2 separate regions of the Homo sapiens genome follow, and region 2 is linked to region 1. Evidence: chromatin loops called from intact Hi-C (ENCODE). Cell type or tissue: IMR-90. All regions are shown on one strand. Each heading gives the region's core, and the rest is flanking DNA. Links, peaks and the distances in the headings are about the cores only. Region 1 has its middle 200 kb from the start of TLE1. Region 2 has its middle 260 kb from the start of TLE1.

What was found. Hi-C counts contacts between places; a loop is a spot of excess contacts. Peaks named below come from ENCODE experiments on the same cell type or tissue, not always from the same donor. Only the 100,000 strongest peaks of a DNase experiment are listed, where the experiment ranks them.
Region 2: a loop joins it to region 1, with 4 times the contacts of the local background. A loop is called at or near these places in 2 of 110 quality-filtered maps.

The regions. Positions count from the first base shown.
Region 1 is chr9:81,489,283-81,498,400 of GRCh38, forward strand. No RefSeq gene overlaps it. Among named protein-coding and RNA genes, the nearest start is that of TLE1, 200 kb to the right of the region's middle. In IMR-90, for the core only: no CTCF peak of the experiment used is centred there; a DNase peak (open chromatin) is centred at 4,009.
Region 2 is chr9:81,426,652-81,435,769 of GRCh38, forward strand. No RefSeq gene overlaps it. Among named protein-coding and RNA genes, the nearest start is that of TLE1, 260 kb to the right of the region's middle. In IMR-90, for the core only: no CTCF peak of the experiment used is centred there; DNase peaks (open chromatin) are centred at 4,200 and 5,230; H3K27ac peaks cover 943 bases.

The DNA of each region.
Region 1 (9,118 bases), core at 2,481-4,980:
AATGTGTGGTTAGCAGAAGCAGAAAACTGGAGCAACATATGACTGAGAGATATGGACACTCCTCAAGAATCCTCAGATATGGATGGAAAGGGTGGTGAGAAGCTTATAGGTAGAAGCTCAAGCCAGTTCATTTGACAATTAAAAGAAAATGTAAATACATAATGAAGGATGCCTCCCCAAGGCTGGAAGTTGGAAATAACCAAGAAATGAACACCTGGAGGGCAGTTAGAGGGTGACGTAGACCACCATGTTCTGTAATCCCATGCTGTTAATTTTGAAAAAGACCCAAGAGATCATCCAGAATGGCAGTTTTAAATCTCGTCCACAAAGCTCTGGGTTTCTCATACGTGACTCAAGGGCTTCCAGACAGCCCCTCGGTTTGGGTCTGTCTTATTCCCTTCACACTGTCATAACAAAACACCATAGATTGGGTGGCTTATAAACAACAGACACTTATTTCTCATAGTTCTGGAGGTTGGGAAGTCAAAGATCAAGGCACCAATAGATTTGCTGTTGGGTGAGGGCCCACTTTCTGGTTCATAGATGGCACCTTCTTGCTGTGTCTTGACATGATAGCAAGGGATCTCTCTGAGCCCTCTTTTATAAGGCAACAATCCCATGCATGACATGCTCTCATGACCTAATCACCTCCCAAAGGCCCCACCTCCTACTACCACATTGGTAATTAGGTTTTAACACAGGAATTTTGGGTAAACACAAACATTCAGACCATATCGGGCACCTAATCCAATCCTCGCTTCATCCAGAAGAGTTGAATCTATATTACATCTTAAGATTCCACATCAGATGTTATTTTTAAAAAATATTTTTGCTGCTACAAAGAAGAAAGAAGCAATGATATCATCTAATCTCCTCACAATACAGAAAGGCAAAGTTGAAGAATGCTAAGTAAGTTGCAACAATCACACAGCAGAGTTGATAATAAAAGCCCGTTCTGATTTTCACTCTGCTCATTCCTCCTTCTCAGCTTCGAGACTGACAAAGGTACCAACAGAAAACAGATGTACACTCACAGTTAGATTGGCTCCTGCAGTATTACGGGTTCTCATCAAACAGAAGTCACCATTGTCCAGATATCAGGAGTCTTCTCACTGCCATAACCAGGTAGTAGAAAAAGGCTTATAGGCCAGAGGAAACTCCTGCCCTCTTTCTGCCTGCTGCAAATATCTATTCTAATACAGGTTCAAGGCTCTGAAGAAAGCTTGAGGCTGACAGAAAAGTCCCCAACATTTTCTTAATCTATCCTCCTGACAAGGGCTCCAAGGATGTCTTGTTTCCGCTGCAGGAGACGGTCTGAACTGCCTTCCCTTACATTCCCGCAATTTGTATCTAACAGAGTCAACCACCATCTCTCTACCAAATTTGTACCTCCTAAGCCAAAAATTAAATTTTAGGAAAGTTCCAGGCATAATGGAAAGAAGACTGGATTGAGAACCAAAAGACCTGGGTCAACAGGACAGTTCTGCCAATTCGCTGTGTGACCGGAAGTTAAGTTGATTAACTGTGGGTTTCAGTTTCTTCATCTGTAAAATGGTTACAATAATACTTACCTCACAGTGTTATTGTATGAGGAGCAAATGAAGTAAGCCACTTAAAACAACTAACCCAGGACATGTGAGTCATTCCATAAACATTGGTTGATTTTTTTTTTTTCACATTTTAGTTCAACCTCACAAAGAAGTACTACAGTACTTGCTTGGCAGTCTATCATTGGTACTCAGCTAAAGCGAGGAGACTGGCAGCAGCCAAAAGGGCTGTGAAGAGGGATTTCTTGTCTGTGACTGAATTCTGGATGTGTTTCCTAAGATGCTGATGTGTCCACACTAAAAGGCAAAGATGTTTGCCAGTGTCCCTCCAGAATATACAATCTGAAGAAAAAAGGCAGAGTTGTTATGTGGTCAGAGTTGACTGTCCGCCCAGACCACTCTTCCTCTGCTGGTCTCTTGTGGTCCAGGGAAAATGTTGGCATCACAGAAAATATGTCATTCTGTTGGTTAAAGCTTGGAGAGTGAGTCAGCCATATAGTGCCTCATGAAGCAGGTGAATCCAACCACCTCTAAAGGAAATTAAGCTCTCTTCCTTCCCACAAGATATTTTAGAACAGTAGACCATCAATTTCACATGGCAGCAGCAAATCCATACTCTCACCTTCCCCTTTTGCCAGGAACCATTATAGGGCTCTTCCTCAACTGCATATGCCCAATCAGGCCACTTACCTAATTCACATAACTGATGCAATCCCTAGCAATGAAAAAACTGCCCCATCTCCCTTGTGATGCATGCCCAGTTGTCCAGTTGTCTAGTTTATAGCTATTCTATAACCTTACACACAGTCCTCTATCCTGTCCTCAGCTGACAGCCATCCTTTCTCATCACAAACTCTACTCTGAATAAACCAAAGGTTTGATTTTCATATTTTGGGTTTTTTTTTTTATTACTGTTTCATCCAACTTGAAACCATAAAAGCAAACTTAATGTATAAGAACAAGCTCAGGGAAAAAGAAATTTGCACATAAGTTGAAACACACTTATTATATCAATCAGCAACTGTCACAATAATGCTGAGTAACTAGCCAACCTAGAACTCAGTGACTACACCATAAGGCTCTGTGATATGGTTTGGATCTGTGTCCCCATCCAAATCTCATGTTCAATTGTAATCCCCAATGTTAGAGGTGGGGCCTGGTGTGAGGCAATTAGATCAGTTTCTAATAGTTTAGCACCATCCTCCTAGTGCTGTTCTCATTATAGAGTTCTCATAAGATCTGGTTGCTTAAAAGTGTACAGGCTGGGCCCGGTGGCTCATGCCTGTAATCCCAGCACTTTGAGAGGCCGAGGCGGGTGAATCACAAGGTCAGGAGATCCAGACCATCCTAGCGAACACGGTGAAACCCCGTCTCTACTAAAAATACAAAAAATTAGCTGGGTGTGGTGGCACACGCCTGTAGTCCCAGCTACTTGGGAGGCTGAGGCAGGAGAATCGCTTGAACCCGGGAAGCGGAGGTTGTAGTGAGCTGAGATTGCACCACTGCACTCCAGCCTGGGCAACATAGCAAGGCTCCATCTCAAAAAAAAAAAAAAAGTATGTAGCACCTCCCACCTCTCTCTCTCTTCTGCCCTGGCCATGTGAAGATGTGCCTGCCTCCCCTTCATCTTCTGCCATGATTGTAAGTTTCCTGAGGACTCCCCAGCCATGCCTCCTGTACAGCCTATGGAACCATGACCCAATAAAACCTCTTTTCTTTATAAATTACCCAGTCTCAGGTATTTCTTTATAGCAGTGTGAGAAAAGACTAATACACTCTTCCTTAGGCTGCAAGTCAGCTGAAATAACTCTATTCCACAGTGGTCATTCTGGGCCCTTTGCTAGAGAGACAGCTGCTGGTATCAAGAGAAGAAGTTGAAGGCTTCCAGAAGTTCATGTGGACACATGCAAAGCATCTTAAGGCCTGGAATCAGAACTCACACACTGTCACTTCCTATGTATTCCATTAACCAAAGCAAATCACAATGCCAAGTCCACATTAGTAGAGTGGGGAAATATACTCCTCTCATGGAGGTAGTGGGGATAAAGAAAGTAAATATTTGCCAAACAATGATCTAATCTACAACACCTATGTACACATCAGCTAGTTACTCCTTACACACTAAACATTTCCCTGCAACTCAATATTTATGTCTTTCTTGCCAGATATTGCCAGAGTTAGAAGTTAGATAATACAATACCTCTATGGATAGGGAAGTTGTCTCTATAACAAAACTTTCATGAGGTCTACCCATCATTGCCTACTCAGCATTAGGTAAGAGAAATGAGATAATAAACAGATATTAGAGCATTAGGTAAGAGATAAGCCTTTCTTCTGGTTGTATGCAGCAGTTACTAGAAATAGATGCATGTATAATGGATGTGTAATTCAAACATACACACATACACAAACCACAGACATTTTTGCAAATTTGGCAGTGCCATGGGGAACCTCCAGCTTGTGGTTTGGCCTTTCATGTGGAGTTTCACTTGAGTATTTGCTTTGGAATTTGATAAACACAGCTATTCACAGGGCTATCATCACATGGTATATTTGCTACCACAGAAACACAGAACGTCTTCTAAAGGAACAGCCCCTATTTATCCTGTAAGCTGAATTCCTGCCATTTCCCAAAGATCCCACAAAATGACTCCACGTGTTCCTACTTCATGGTAATTTGGAATAGGGGGTAATGCATTTGTTTTCCACAAATCCTCTTTTGCCTCCTTCCTCTGGCAGAATTACCTTCATCATGCTTTATTTTAAAACATAAAAAAAAAATCAAGAAGTAGGGAAAATAGTCTCATTTTAACAATTGAAAAGTAGGAGTAGGCAGGGATGAAGTTCTGGCTAGCATGGTCTTCTGGACCCTCCTATTTTCCTAACAAGATCTAGGAAAAAGAATTAAAAATAGGCTGTCACAACATTATCTTCAGAACTTCTTCACCTATAATTTAACTTTTTATTGTTATGATGAAGGACAACAAATCTTTTTATCCCTTCTATTTGTCCAGGATTTAAGCTAAGGGAAATTTAGTGGGAGACCTAGTAGAAAATGAAACACCAATCTAAAAGTTCCAGAAGAAGGGACCACACAAAGTAGCAGAGAGTGGCCAGCTCTGTAATCAGGCAAATGTGGGTTTGAATCCAGACTCCGCTCCTTCCTCTGTCATCAGGCAAAATTGCTTAATGAAATACTGTTTAAGTTACTTATTGCTGCATAACAAACCACCTCAAAACTCAGTAATTTAAAACAACCATCTTACCATAGTCATGGTTTTGCAGAGTCTAGAATTAGGGCAGTGCACAGCAGGGAAAGATTATCTCTGCTCTACAATGTCTGTGGCCTCAAACAGAGTAGTACAGAGAACTGAAAATGACTGGGATGGCCCAACTCTGTTCATACATTTGGGGCCCACATTTTAACTGACAGTCACGGTTTCCTGAGGGGATAGGGGGCAGGTCTTTTCCCCAGTTTCTAATGAAGCTAGAATATGTCCAAGATGACTTCTAGGCTAAGATGGCTGATGAGCTAGTGCTGGCTGGGTATAGATCTCTGTCTGTCTCTCTGTCCTCCTCTGCCCCCTCCCCGGGTAGCCTCTCCACATGGCTAGCCTGGGCTTCCTCAAAGCATAACAGTCTCAGGGTACTTGAAATCCTCACATGGCAGCTAGAACTAAAGCAAAAGCTTCCAGGCCTCTTAAAAACTAGATCTAGAACATGCAGTGTCCCTTCCGCCAAATGCTGTTGGTCAAGTCAGCCACAAGGGCCAACTCAGAGTCAAAGGAGGGGAGAAAGCACCCACTTCTTGATGGAAAGGTGGCAAAGAATTTGCAGCCATTTTTAATCCGCCCCAGACTCAGTTTCCTCATTTGTGAAATAAAGACCACAAAAAAACTATTTTATATGACTGTTTTGAGGATCAGATAAAATGTACGTAATATATCTGACATTTAGTTAGCATTGTAAGCAGTAGCCTTTATTAATGAGTTTGTTTCAACATGAGAACATCTACAACTCCAAGATCAGACCTTCACCTTACCAAAATGAAAGGAATGAGAGAAAATTTCCAAGGATGTCAAGATATATCTAAGATAAAATATAATGTATAATAAAGTCCATATTCTATTATTTCCTATTGATTTGCTCCCAGTGTTATTAGCCTTATATTGTTTTCATGGCTCAGGTGAATCTAATATCCATTCCTAAAGGTGGAACAGGCCACCATTATGGTGAAGTGTTCAGTAACACGAGGGTAGATGAGGAATGTCCTGGTGGTGAGAGCAGATGCATAGAAAGAAGTTCTATTGTCGAAAATGGCCCACGTATGTCAAGCCCTCTACAACAGGCAATCAAAGCAACCTTCTGCACAGCCACACCCTTACCCTGATAGGTTCTTACCCTTCTGGTGCCTCTAGACTTTTGACCAGCAACCAAAAGTCTTAGAGAATAGGACTTGAGGTGGAATCCCAGCTCTGGCCCTTGCCACATGAGCCAAGTTCCTTACCTCTCTGCATGTCTATTTCTTACTTACAGGAGTGTACAGTGTATGGTAATGCACATGGGAGATGCCCAAAGGCCCTTCTGTCAGGAGCTAGCACTGTCAGTGGATGTAATACTCAGTGTCCCTGATTTTTGCATCCATTACTTTAAACTTCCCACCTGCACAAGTGCACTCATATCGATAGCCCATGTGACTTATGCTTGGGTTGGAGAATTAACTTAGTTGGTGGTGACCAAAGAAACTGAGAATCTACAGGGAAGGGGGCAGCCCAGAGCCAGCCCCAGGACCCGTTCAGAAAGCTGGGAGCTCTTCTGTTGCTACAAAAGCCTTTTCTGAACAGTACATTTGGTTTCTGGCCTCTCACCAAGGTGGCAGGATGCTTTCTCAGGGAGTTATGTCTATCACTCCCTTTCTAGGGCCTCAAAGTACTGCAGTATGGCTTCTACCCCCATGAATCCATCAGAACAGCTCTATGGAGGGCCACCACTGACATTCATATCCACAGAGACAGCAGACTCTTTATTCTCCCGCTTGACCCTGTGTGGCAGCATTTGGCACTGTTGACTTCTTTTTTTAAGCACTCTCTTCTCAGCTTCAAGTCATCTGTTTTTTCCTACCAGCCCATTCTTCTCATCCTCTTCACAGGTTCATCCTCCTGTACCTGCGAGTTAAATTTTGGAGTTTCTCAAACTTTGGTGCTGGGTCTTCTCTTCTCTTCTCATACTCCTTGTCTCCTGACAGCCTCACTTAGGACTGTCCCTCAATCGCCTGATGAAAACACAAAAACGTACATCTTCAGTCCAGACCTCTCCCACAGACAACTCCTGAGAGGTATCTCCATGGTACCGTAAACCCAAAATGTCCAAAGCTGAACCCATAATTTATCCCCACCAAGGATGGTCGTCCTCTAAGGTATCGTTTCTCCATTTATGAAACCACCATCTATAGTTTCTCAAGCCAGAAAACTAAGTCATCCTTCATAGATTTCCTTATCTCTTCCCTATCCTGTTATCTCTCAGTTCATCTCACTCTCTATTATCCTCTCATTGAGACCACTGTAATAGACTAGTAGCTATTATAGCTCACGAAGTTTTGTTTTTTTTTTTTTGTTTTTTATCTTTCGCCCAGGCTGGAGTGCAGTGAAACAATCATAGCTCACTGCAGCCTCAAATTCCTGGGATCAAGCCAACTTCCCACCTCAGCCTCTTGAGTAGCTAAAGTCTACTGGTGCACACCATCACACCTAATTTTTTCAATTTGTTTTTGTAGAGACAGGGTATCACTTTGTTGCCTAAGCTGGTCTCAAACTCCTGACTTCAAGCAATCCTCCTGCTTTGGCTTCCTGAAGTGCTGGGATTACAAGCGTGAGCCACCCTGCCCAGCTTCAATCAGTATTCTTTTTTTTTTTTGGAGACGATGTCTCACTCTGTTGCCCAGGCTGGAGTGCAATGGTGCAATCTCAACTCACTGCAACCTCTGCTTCCCGGGTTCAAGCGATTCTCCTGCCTCAGCCTCCTGAGTAGCTGGGATTACAGGCACATGCCACCACGCCTGGCTAATTTTTATGTTTTTAGTAGAGATGGGGTTTCACCATGTTGGCCAGGCTGGTATTGAACTCCTGACCTCAGGTGATCCGCCCACCTCGGCCTCCCAAAGTGCTGGGATTACAGGTGTGAGCCACTACGCCCGGCCTCAATCACTATTCTTACAAACTGCACACCATTTGTAGACTGTGAAATAAATAAAGTGGATAGCAACCAGCCCTTTTTTAAAAAACTAAAATAGACTAGATAAAACATAAAAGAAATATTCATTCATAAAAAGGCTTAGGTCTTGACACTAACTTCTGGTGTGTGTCTGCATGTGTGTCTGTATGTGAGCATACCAAGTCACCATACAAAATGTATTTCTTATAAGGAATCACCTACAAAAAATGTTTGACAGCCACTGACATAATCCAGTCTGGCCTCCTGCAAAACGTTCTCTATAAGACAACCAGAGTGATTCTTTCAGTACATGAATCTGATGTCACTTCCCACAGCTTCTCCCACCATCCACAGCTAACACTGGCCATCTCTCCAGCTCCAACCTTATCTTGATTTACCCTCTTTTCCAGTGCTCCCCCTTCATGAGGCTTCTTTCATCTCCTTCTGATTTCCATGTTTCCTTTTAACATAGAAAAATGTCATGAGCTGTTCCCTTAGTCTGTTTCCTTCCCTTTAATTGCCTAATTAACACCTACTATGCTTCTTGCCTTATATACTAGAACACATTTACATTTTTATGTGTTTTGTATGAAAGTTTGGTTCATGTCTGTTTTACTCACTAGACTTGAAGGTCAATAAGACCACGGACTATGCTTTTATATGCCCTTATATCCCCAGCATCTATCTCACTCCTTGGCACACAGTAGGGCCTTTATCAATATTAGTTAAATAAATCTGAATGTGAATTCCAAGTCTGAAACTTCTAAGTTATGTGAGTTCCAGTTTTATCTACACTGAGTTTCAGTTTTTCTATCTGTAAAATAGGGATAATCATACCACTCTGGGTTACTGTGGCATTAAATACGTCTAAAGCACCCTGCCTCTAATAATGAGTAAATTATTTGATAAGTGAATGTATGATATAATTTCCCAAAGAATCCATTTCCCTAGTGCTAACATCATTGCTGTCAGTGTTCTTCAATCTCTACCTCTGATTTTAACAGATCTCAACTTTTGTTAGAGTGGCTTTTTTTCAGTGTTTCTTTTACATAAGGCACCAAATCCAAGCCATCCCATGTCCTTGGCTAGTTGAGTAGCTCTCAAATTTTCCTGAGTTCATAACCAGTGCTACGTCGCTTAATGCTGATTTGGTCTTTACTTACATCATTTTTTTCCTCAGACCATAAATTCATTGAGAGTAGGGTCCATAGACTACATTATTGTATAAATTTTATAATTTTTTCTGCAGGAGTATGAAAGGCATCCTGGTATATTAGTAAAAGTACAAGGTTTAGACTCAAATGGTCTCTTCGTTTTACTGTTTGGTAGCAGGGTAATTCTCAGCTAATCTCTCAAATCTG
Region 2 (9,118 bases), core at 3,778-6,277, 61 kb before region 1:
GTACTGGGATTACAGGCATGAGCCACTGTGCCAAGCCTATTATATTCTTATAATATTTAATATCTGTATCATTAATTCTTCACTTTTTCCAGGTACAGACTCCTGTCAGCTGGAGTTGTACAACTGCAGTGGGATTTATTTGCATAGAATGTACAATAGCAGCTGTCCTGCCTTTGACAATCTAAGAAAACCTATGGGTCTGCATTCCTAAATATGCATGATCACACATAACAAGATTTTACATAGATTGTTAGGGGGTTCTATGTTCCATTTGTAAAGATTCAAGAATGCCAGGTTAAAAACTCTTATCTATAATAATCAAGTTTCTATCATCAGAAAGAGACATAAAACACATTCTTTTTATCTACCCTTGGTATTTCAATCCCAGAAGCAGAACTAAAACTTTTCCTTAAAAAGAAAATAAATTTTGAAATCAGATAAAACTGATTTTGAAATTCAACTGAGTCACCTTAACTGTGTGATCCTAGACCAGTTATTTAATAATTGACATCCTGGATCTTACCTCACCTCTACAATGGGAAATGAAAGCTGTCCAATGGGGTTGCATAAAGACTAAATGAAGCATCTCAAGTAAAGGGCCTAGAGGAAAGCTGACCCTCCATAAATGCTAGTACCTTCCTTCCTGTCCCACCTCACTGCACCTCTCAAATGAACTACATAAACCAGTTTTAAATGACTATGCAGAACATGTTTCTCTCTTTCCCTACCTGTCTCCCACAGGTTAATATTCCTTCTGGTACTATTGGATGAGGAGCTCCTTTTCACTTATTCCATCTTCACATACTGTTCTCCCTGTGTCTGTCTCTGTTTTCATATGGCCATCTTCTTATAAGGACAACTTATCTTCACATACTGTTCTCCCTGTGTCTCTGTTTTCATATGGCCATCTTCTTATAAGGACAACATATTGAATTGGGCCCCACCTACTCCAATATATCTCATCTTAACTAATTACACCTGTAATGGCCCTATTTTCAAATAAAGTTACATTTGGAGTTACTGGAGATTAGGACATATATATATATATATATATATATATATATATATATATATATATGTATACTGAAGGAGGTTGGGGGAAACAATTCAGCACTAACAACCAGCAGATGTGAAAACAAAGTGCCAAAGAGAGAAAAGAGAAGCTAGACAAGAAATTTTAAGAAATAATGGCCAAGATTTTTCTAAAATTGAAAAGAATTATCAACTAACAGGTTCAAAATCTCAGCAAATTTAAACAGGATGAATACAAAGAAAGCCACACAGTGGCACATCAAAGTCAAACTGCTGTAAATTTAAAAAAGAAAAAAATCACAAAAGCAGCTGGAGGGAAAAAGAGAGAGAGAGAGGTTAAATTCAAGGGAAAAAGAGCAAGAAACACAGCTGACTTTTATACAATAAGTATAGAAGACACAGGACAATGGGACTATATCTTTAAAGTGTTGTAAGAAAAATAAACTGCCAACCTAAAAATCTATACCCAGCAAAATATATATATCAAAAATGAAGGTGAAATAAATCTGTTTTCTGACAAGCAAAACATGGGTATATTTGCCATAAGCAGCCAGCGTTACATAAAGTTCTTTATAATGAAGAGAAATTATTCCAGATGGATACACTGAGACAGAGGAAATACGGAAGAGCACCAGAGGGGTAAGTATGTGAGAAAATATTAAAAAGTTATTTCTGATATGTTAAAAGGTGCTTACCATGTAAAGCAATAACAATAACAATGTATTTAGATGTGTATAACATATATAAAAGTAAAATATATGACAAAATAGCACTATGGAGTAGTAAATAGAATTTTACTGTGGTAAGAGTCTAACATTTGTGTGTGTGAAGTGGTAAAATACTAATTCAAAGTCAACTGTGATAAGTAAAAGATGTATATTGTAATCTCTAGTCCTCAAATAAAAATATCCAAAAAAGTATAAGTAAAAAGCCTGTCAAAGGGATGAAATGGAATCATAATAATAATTGATTTGTCACAAAACAGGCAAGAAAGCAGAATAAAAGGGAAAAAAGTGATGTTTCAAATAAAAAACAAAGAGCAAGATAGTAGACATAACACCAGCTATATATAAATTTTAAGGCAAGAAGAATAACCAGAAATAAACAGAATAAAAATGATTTTTAAAAAGTTAATTCAACAGTAAGATAAAAAAATAAACATGTGTATACCTAATAGCATAATTTCATAATTTAATATGAAGTACTCATTGGCAAAATAAAGGAGAGAAATGAAAGAAATAAAGAGAAATCTAAAAATTCATAAATACAACTGGAAATTTAAGTATTATTAATTTTTCTCACATCTATCTAAAAAACAGTGAAAAAGAAAAATGATGGGAAGCAATGGAAATTTGTGACTCATTGTTAGATAAAGAGATTCTCAGATGGACACATGAGCAGTTTTTTCAGAAGTCACTTAGGGTAGATCCACACAGAAATTTCAAGGTGAAAGTGGTTTGTGAAACTGCTGTATTTTGGGGAGGAGTGATTTGTTTGACTTTTTAACCCTTCAGTTTAGTCCAAAGTGTAAAGCAAAATCCAGGAGCTAAGCTACCAGCCCTTTATCTAGACATAGCACCATCCTAAATTCAAATAGGATTACTATTTTATTAAATGCCTTTGTTTGTAAACATTTTCAGATGTGAACCTAACATTAGGATGCACCATAATGAAATTGCTGTTTCAGTAGGTCAAAATTGGTTGAACATCAGCAATGTCATACATTTGACCTAATATACTTACATATGTGTATACTGTAATATAAAAATAAATTTCTCCTTTAGAGTTTTCACACATCAGAACATACTTAATGTTCTCACAGCATTTTTGAGTGATACAAAGTGTTGTCAGTAGAAAGATAATCTCTAATAAGTAGAAAATACTCCATTAAACCCATCTTTCTAGATAGATAGATAGATAGATAGATAGATAGATAGATAGATAGGCAGGCAGGCAGGCAGGCAGGCAGGCAGAGACAGGTATAGAATGTTAGAAGTGACTACTTCTAACATACTATCATATTTTAGTATATTTAGTATATTAATATACTACTATCATATTTTAACTATTAGTTTTACAAATGACATCAAACAGAGCTCCCTACAGATATCCACATTGTGAAATGTTCATCACCTTAAAATACACTGTTTCAAATGAGTCAATAGTAATTTCAGGTAAACAGAGCCTTTACTGAGTTTTTGTCATTCGTCTTGATTCTTAACAAACTCTTTATGACTACTCCATGATCTGTTCTCTGCCTATGCTATATCTTATTTTCTCCTGCTCCTAATCCCCTTCCTCTGTTGCTACAATCTAGCAACTACAACACTAAGACCTCACACTTCAGCATCTTGATTGAACCATTAGTCTCCAATTCATTGATCCATTTTAGCCACCGTATCTCTTTCACAATAGGTTCTATTCTTATCAGTTGGCTTAGAATCAGGCCTTAAACTTCCAAGCCCCCATCAATCAATGAAAGGAAAATTTTTTTATTATTTATCTCATTTTTTTCCTTCTTCAAAATGTCAAGGAAAAAATAAATCAAGGTGCCTGAAAGATGATAAACTTTTTTCACCTATAGAATATATTAATTATGCTTAAAATGCTTTGTTAAAACACTGAACTCTATATTAAAAGGGTTTTAAAGACTGGGTGCAGTGGCTCATACCTGTAATCCCAGCACTCTGGGAGGCCGAGGCGGGAGGATCACGAGGTCAGGAGATCGAGACCATCCTGGCTTACGTGATGAAACCCCATCTCTACTAAAAATACAAAAAATTAGCCGGGCGTGGTGGCAGGCGCCTGTAGTCTCAGCTACTCAGGAAGCTGAAGCAGGAGAATGGCGTGAACCTGGGAGGCGGAGCCAAGATCGCACCACTACACTCCAGCCTGGGTGACAGAGCAAGACTCTGTCTCAAAAAAAAAAAAGGGGGGGTTTTAAGATATGCTAAAGGTCCAAATATTATTATGGAATTATGCTTATAACTGCTAATGATATAAAAATAGTACATGAGAAGACATTCTAGAAACTTTTGACAAATAGGCAAGATAAGTATGTGCTACATGTCATTGTCTTGCCAAAATTCTTACAGCCATTTCCAGGGTCAAACTTTACTAAGGCAGACTCACTAAAACATAAACCTCCAATAATAACTCATCCATGATGACAACTAGGATCGATTTGATGGTTAAAGGTGAGTCACTCAGGAAATATGAATTTGCTGAGATTATAAAGAGAATTACTAAAAAGAAAGAAAGAAGTCACTAAAGCATCTGTATTCACCAGCCTCCTGAACTCATACCCATAGAACCATCTAGGTCTACAAGCATAATTATTTCACAACCATGGAAATAATTTTTTCCCTTGGACAGATTTATTGAAGCTAAGAAAGAGTTTGAATTAAAAGAGAATGTATTTCCCCTCCAGATCATGAATAAGTATGGAAAGAAAAGAACAAAGTATACCTTTAAAATGTTTCTTATTAACTTGGTTAAAAAGGCTTATACATTTTAAAAGTTATATTAACATTTTAAGTAATGTAATTAAACATTTAACAAACATGTCTCTGTTTTAAAATAATTTTACTTTGTTATTGAAGAAATTTTAAATGACTTAAATATTAATTATTTTATTTTCATTTATGCCCATAAAGAATTAGCTGTTACAGGAATTGCTGTCCCATCGTTTACATGTAGGAACACACATAAAATATTTGAAACAACTCTTTTTAGACACTGACAACAGGCAGCACAGGAAATTAATTTCTGAGTTAAAGAAAACAAATTAAATAAGCTCCGGGATTGCTCCCAGCTTACTGCCTGGAAGCATTTGCCAGGCTAAAGGGCCAGGATGGGGAGTTCATCAGTTCTTTCAGAATTAAGGAAACAAAGGTCAGGACATTCAGGGAAGTTGAAGCATCTAATGTTTTGCAGGGCAGAGTACTGAAGAAGCAGCAGCTACGTGGAAAGAGAGCTCTGGAGACCTGAAGCAAAAGGAAAAGTATATATTTGCAGATAAATTATAGCATGTTTATCCTTTGCGTGTCAGTTCTCTATTGCCACAGTAAACTGCATAACAAAGAACTACAAAACCTCAGAGCATACAAAAATAAACATTTACATCTGTTCATGACTGTTAATTGGTTGGCATTCTGTTCAGATGAGCTGTGCTTGGTAGGGCTCACTTATGGTCAGCGGTCAGTTTGGGGTTGACTAGGCAGCTTTGCTGAAGTTGACTGGGATCTCTCATATATCCGGGGCCTCAACTGGGGGAACTGGGTTGACTCAGCTCTATTTCATATGTCTCATGATCCATCAGACTAGCCTAGGAATTTTCTTATGATGTAGGCAGAAGAGCAAGAAAAAGGAAGCCCAATCATTCAAGCTTCCCATTAATCAAAGCAAGGCATTTAAGCCCAGAGTCACAGTGGAAGAGGACAACAAAGATACAGGGCAAACAGCATGATATAAGGAAGCCATTAACTGGGGCCATTGATACAATCAACCTACCACACTGTCTCATTAATTTTAGCAATCTTTTTCTTGAACTAAACTCACTATCTTTCACTGTCATATAATTGCCAGGGTTTTAAATTTAGCAAATGTGGAATAGGAGCCAAGACAGCTGAATAGGAACAGCTCCAGTCTACAGCTCCCAGTGTAAGTGACACAGAAGATGGGTGATTTCTGCATTTTCATCTGAGGTACCGGGTTCATCTCACTAGGGAGTGCCAGACAGTGGGTGCAGGACAGTGGGTGCAGCACACCGTGCACGAGCCGAAGCAGGGCGAGGCATTGCCTCACTCGGGAAGCCCAAGGGGTCAGGGAGTTCCCTTTCCTAGTCAAAGAAAGGGGTGATGGACGGCACCTGGAAAATCTGGTCACTCCCACCCTCATACTGCGCTTTTCCGACGGGCTTAAAAAACAGCGCACCAGGAGATTATATCCCGCACATGGCTCAGAGGATCCTATGCCCACGGGGTCTTGCTGATTGCTAGCATAGCAGTCTGAGATCAAACTGCAAGGCGGCAGCGAGGCTAGGGGAGGGGCGCCCGCCATTGCCCAGGCTTGCTTAGGTAAACAAAGCAGCCGGGAAGCTCAAACTGGACGGAGCCCACCACAGCTCAAGGAGGCCTGCCTGCCTCTGTAGGCTCCACCTCTGGGGGCAGGGCACAGACAAACAAAAAGACAGCAGTAAACTCTGCAGACTTAAATGTCCCTCTCTGACAGTTTGAAGAGAGCAGTGGTTCTCCCAGCATGCAGCTGGAGATCTGATAACGGGCAGACTGCCTCCTCAAGTGGGCCCCTGACCCCTGACCCCCGAGCAGCCTAACTGGGAGGCACCCCCCAGTAGCAGCAGACCGACACCTCACACGGCCGGGTACTGCTCTGAGACAAAACTTCCAGAGGAATGATCAGACAGCAGCATTCGCGGTTCACAAAAATCCGCTGTTCTGCAGCCACCGCTGCTGATACCCAGGCAAACAGGGTCTGGATTGGACCTCTAGCAAACTCCAACAGACCTGCAGCTGAGGGTCCTCTCTGTCAGAAGAAAAACTAACAAACAAAAGGACATCCACACCAAAAACCCATCTATACATCACCATCATCAAAGACCAAAAGTAGATAAAACCACAAAGATGGGGAAAAAACAGCAGAAAAACTGGAAACTCTAAAAAGCAGAATGCCTCTCCTCCTCCAAAGGAATGCAGATCCTCACCAGCAACGGAACAAAGCTGGATGGAGAATGACTTTGATGAGTTGAGAGAAGGCTTCAGATGATCAAACTACTCCAAGCTATAGGAGGAAATTCAAACCAAAGGCAAAGAAGTTAAAAACTTTGTAAAAAATTTAGATGAATGTATAACTAGAATAACCAATACAGAGAAGTGCTTAAAGGAGCTGATGGAGCTGAAAGCCAAGGCTCGAGAACTATGTGAAGAATGCAGAAGCCTCAGGAGCTGATGCGATCAACTGGAAGAAAGGGTATCAGTGATGGAAGATGAAATGAATGAAATGAAGCGAGAAGGGAAGTTTAGAGAAAAAAGAATAAAAAGAAATGAACAAAGCCTCCAAGAAATATGGGACTATGTGAAAAGACCAAATCTACGTCTGATTGGTGTACCTGAAAGTGATGGGGAGAATGGAACCAAGTTGGAAAACACTCTGCAGGATATTATCCAGGAGAACTTCCCCAAGCTAGCAAGGCAGGCCAACATTCAGATTCAGGAAATACAGGGAATGCCACAAAGATACTGCTCGAGAAGAGCAACTCTAAGACACATAATTGTCAGATTCACCAAAGTTGAAATGAAGGAAAAAATGTTAAGGGCAGCCAGAGAGAAAGGTCGGGTTACCCACAAAGGGAAGCCCATCAGACTAACAGCTGATCTCTCAGCAGAAACTCTACAAGCCAGAAGAGAGTGGGGGCCAATATTCAACATTCTTAAAGAAAAGAATTTTCAACCCAGAATTTCATATCCAACCAAACTAAGCTTCATAAGTGAAGGAGAAATAAAATACTTTACAGACAAGCAAATGCTGAGAGATTTTGTCATCACCAGGCCTGCCCTAAAAGAGCTCCTGAGGGAAGCACTAAACATGGAAAGGAACAACCAGTACCAGCCACTGCAAAATCATGCCAAATTGTAAAGACCATCGAGGTTAGGAAGAAACTGCATCAACTAACGAGCAAAATAACCAGCTAACATCATCATGACAGGATCAAATTCACACATAACAATATTAACTTTCAATGTAAATGGACTAAATGCTCCAATTAAAAGACACAGACTGGCAAATGGGATAGAGTCAAGACCCATCAGTGTGCTGTATTCAGGAAACCCATCTCATGTGCAGAGACACACATAGGCTCAAAATAAAAGGATGGAGGAAGATCTACCAAGCAAATGGAAAACAAAAAAAGGCAGGGGTTGCAATCCTAGTCTCTGATAAAACAGACTTTAAACCAACAAAGATCAAAAGTGACAAAGAAGGCCATTACATAATGGTAAAGTGATCAATTCAACAAGAAGAGCTAACTATCCTAAATATATAGGCACCCAATACAGGAGCACCCAGATTCATAAAGCAAGTCCTGAGTGACCTACAAAGAGACTTAGACTCCCACACAATAATAATGGGAGACTTTAACATCCCACTGTCAACATTAGACAGATCAACGAGACAGAAAGTTAACAAGGATACCCATGAATTGAACTCAGCTCTGCACCAAGCGGACCTAATAGACATCTACAGAACTCTCCACCCCAAATCAACAGAATATACATTCTTTTCAGCACCACACCACACCTACTCCAAAATTGACCACATAGTTGGAAGTAAAGCTCTCCTCAGCAAATGTAAAAGAACAGAAACTATAACAAACTCTCTCTCAGACCACAGTGCAATCAAACTAGAACTCAGGATTAAGAAACTCACTCAAAACCACTCAGCTATATGAAAACTGAACAACCTGCTCCTGAATGACTACTGGGTACATAACGAAATGAAGGCAGAAATAAAGATGTTCTTTGAAACCAATGAGAACAAAGACACAACATACCAGAATCTCTGGGACACATTCAAAGCAGTGTGTAGAGGGAAATTTATAGCACTAAATGCCCACAAGAGAAAGCAGGAAAGATCCAAAATTGACACCCTAACATCACAATTAAAAGAACTAGAAAAGCAAGAGCAAACACATTCAGAAGCTAGCAGAAGGCAAGAAATAACTAAGATCAGAGCAGAATTGAAGGAAATAGAGACACAAAAAACCCTTCAAAAAATTAATGAATCCAGGAGGTGGTTTTTTGAAAGGATCAACAAAATTGATAGACCACTAGCAAGACTAATAAAGAAGAAAAGAGAGAAGAATCAAATAGACACAATAAAAAATGATAAAGGAGATATCACCACCAATCCCACAGAAATACAAACTACCATCAGAGAATACCACAAACACCTCTATGCAAATAAACTAGAAAATCTAGAAGAAATGGATAAATTTCTTGACACATACATCCTCCCAAGACTAAACCAGGAAGAAGTTGAATCTCTGAATAGACCAAAAACAGGATCTGAA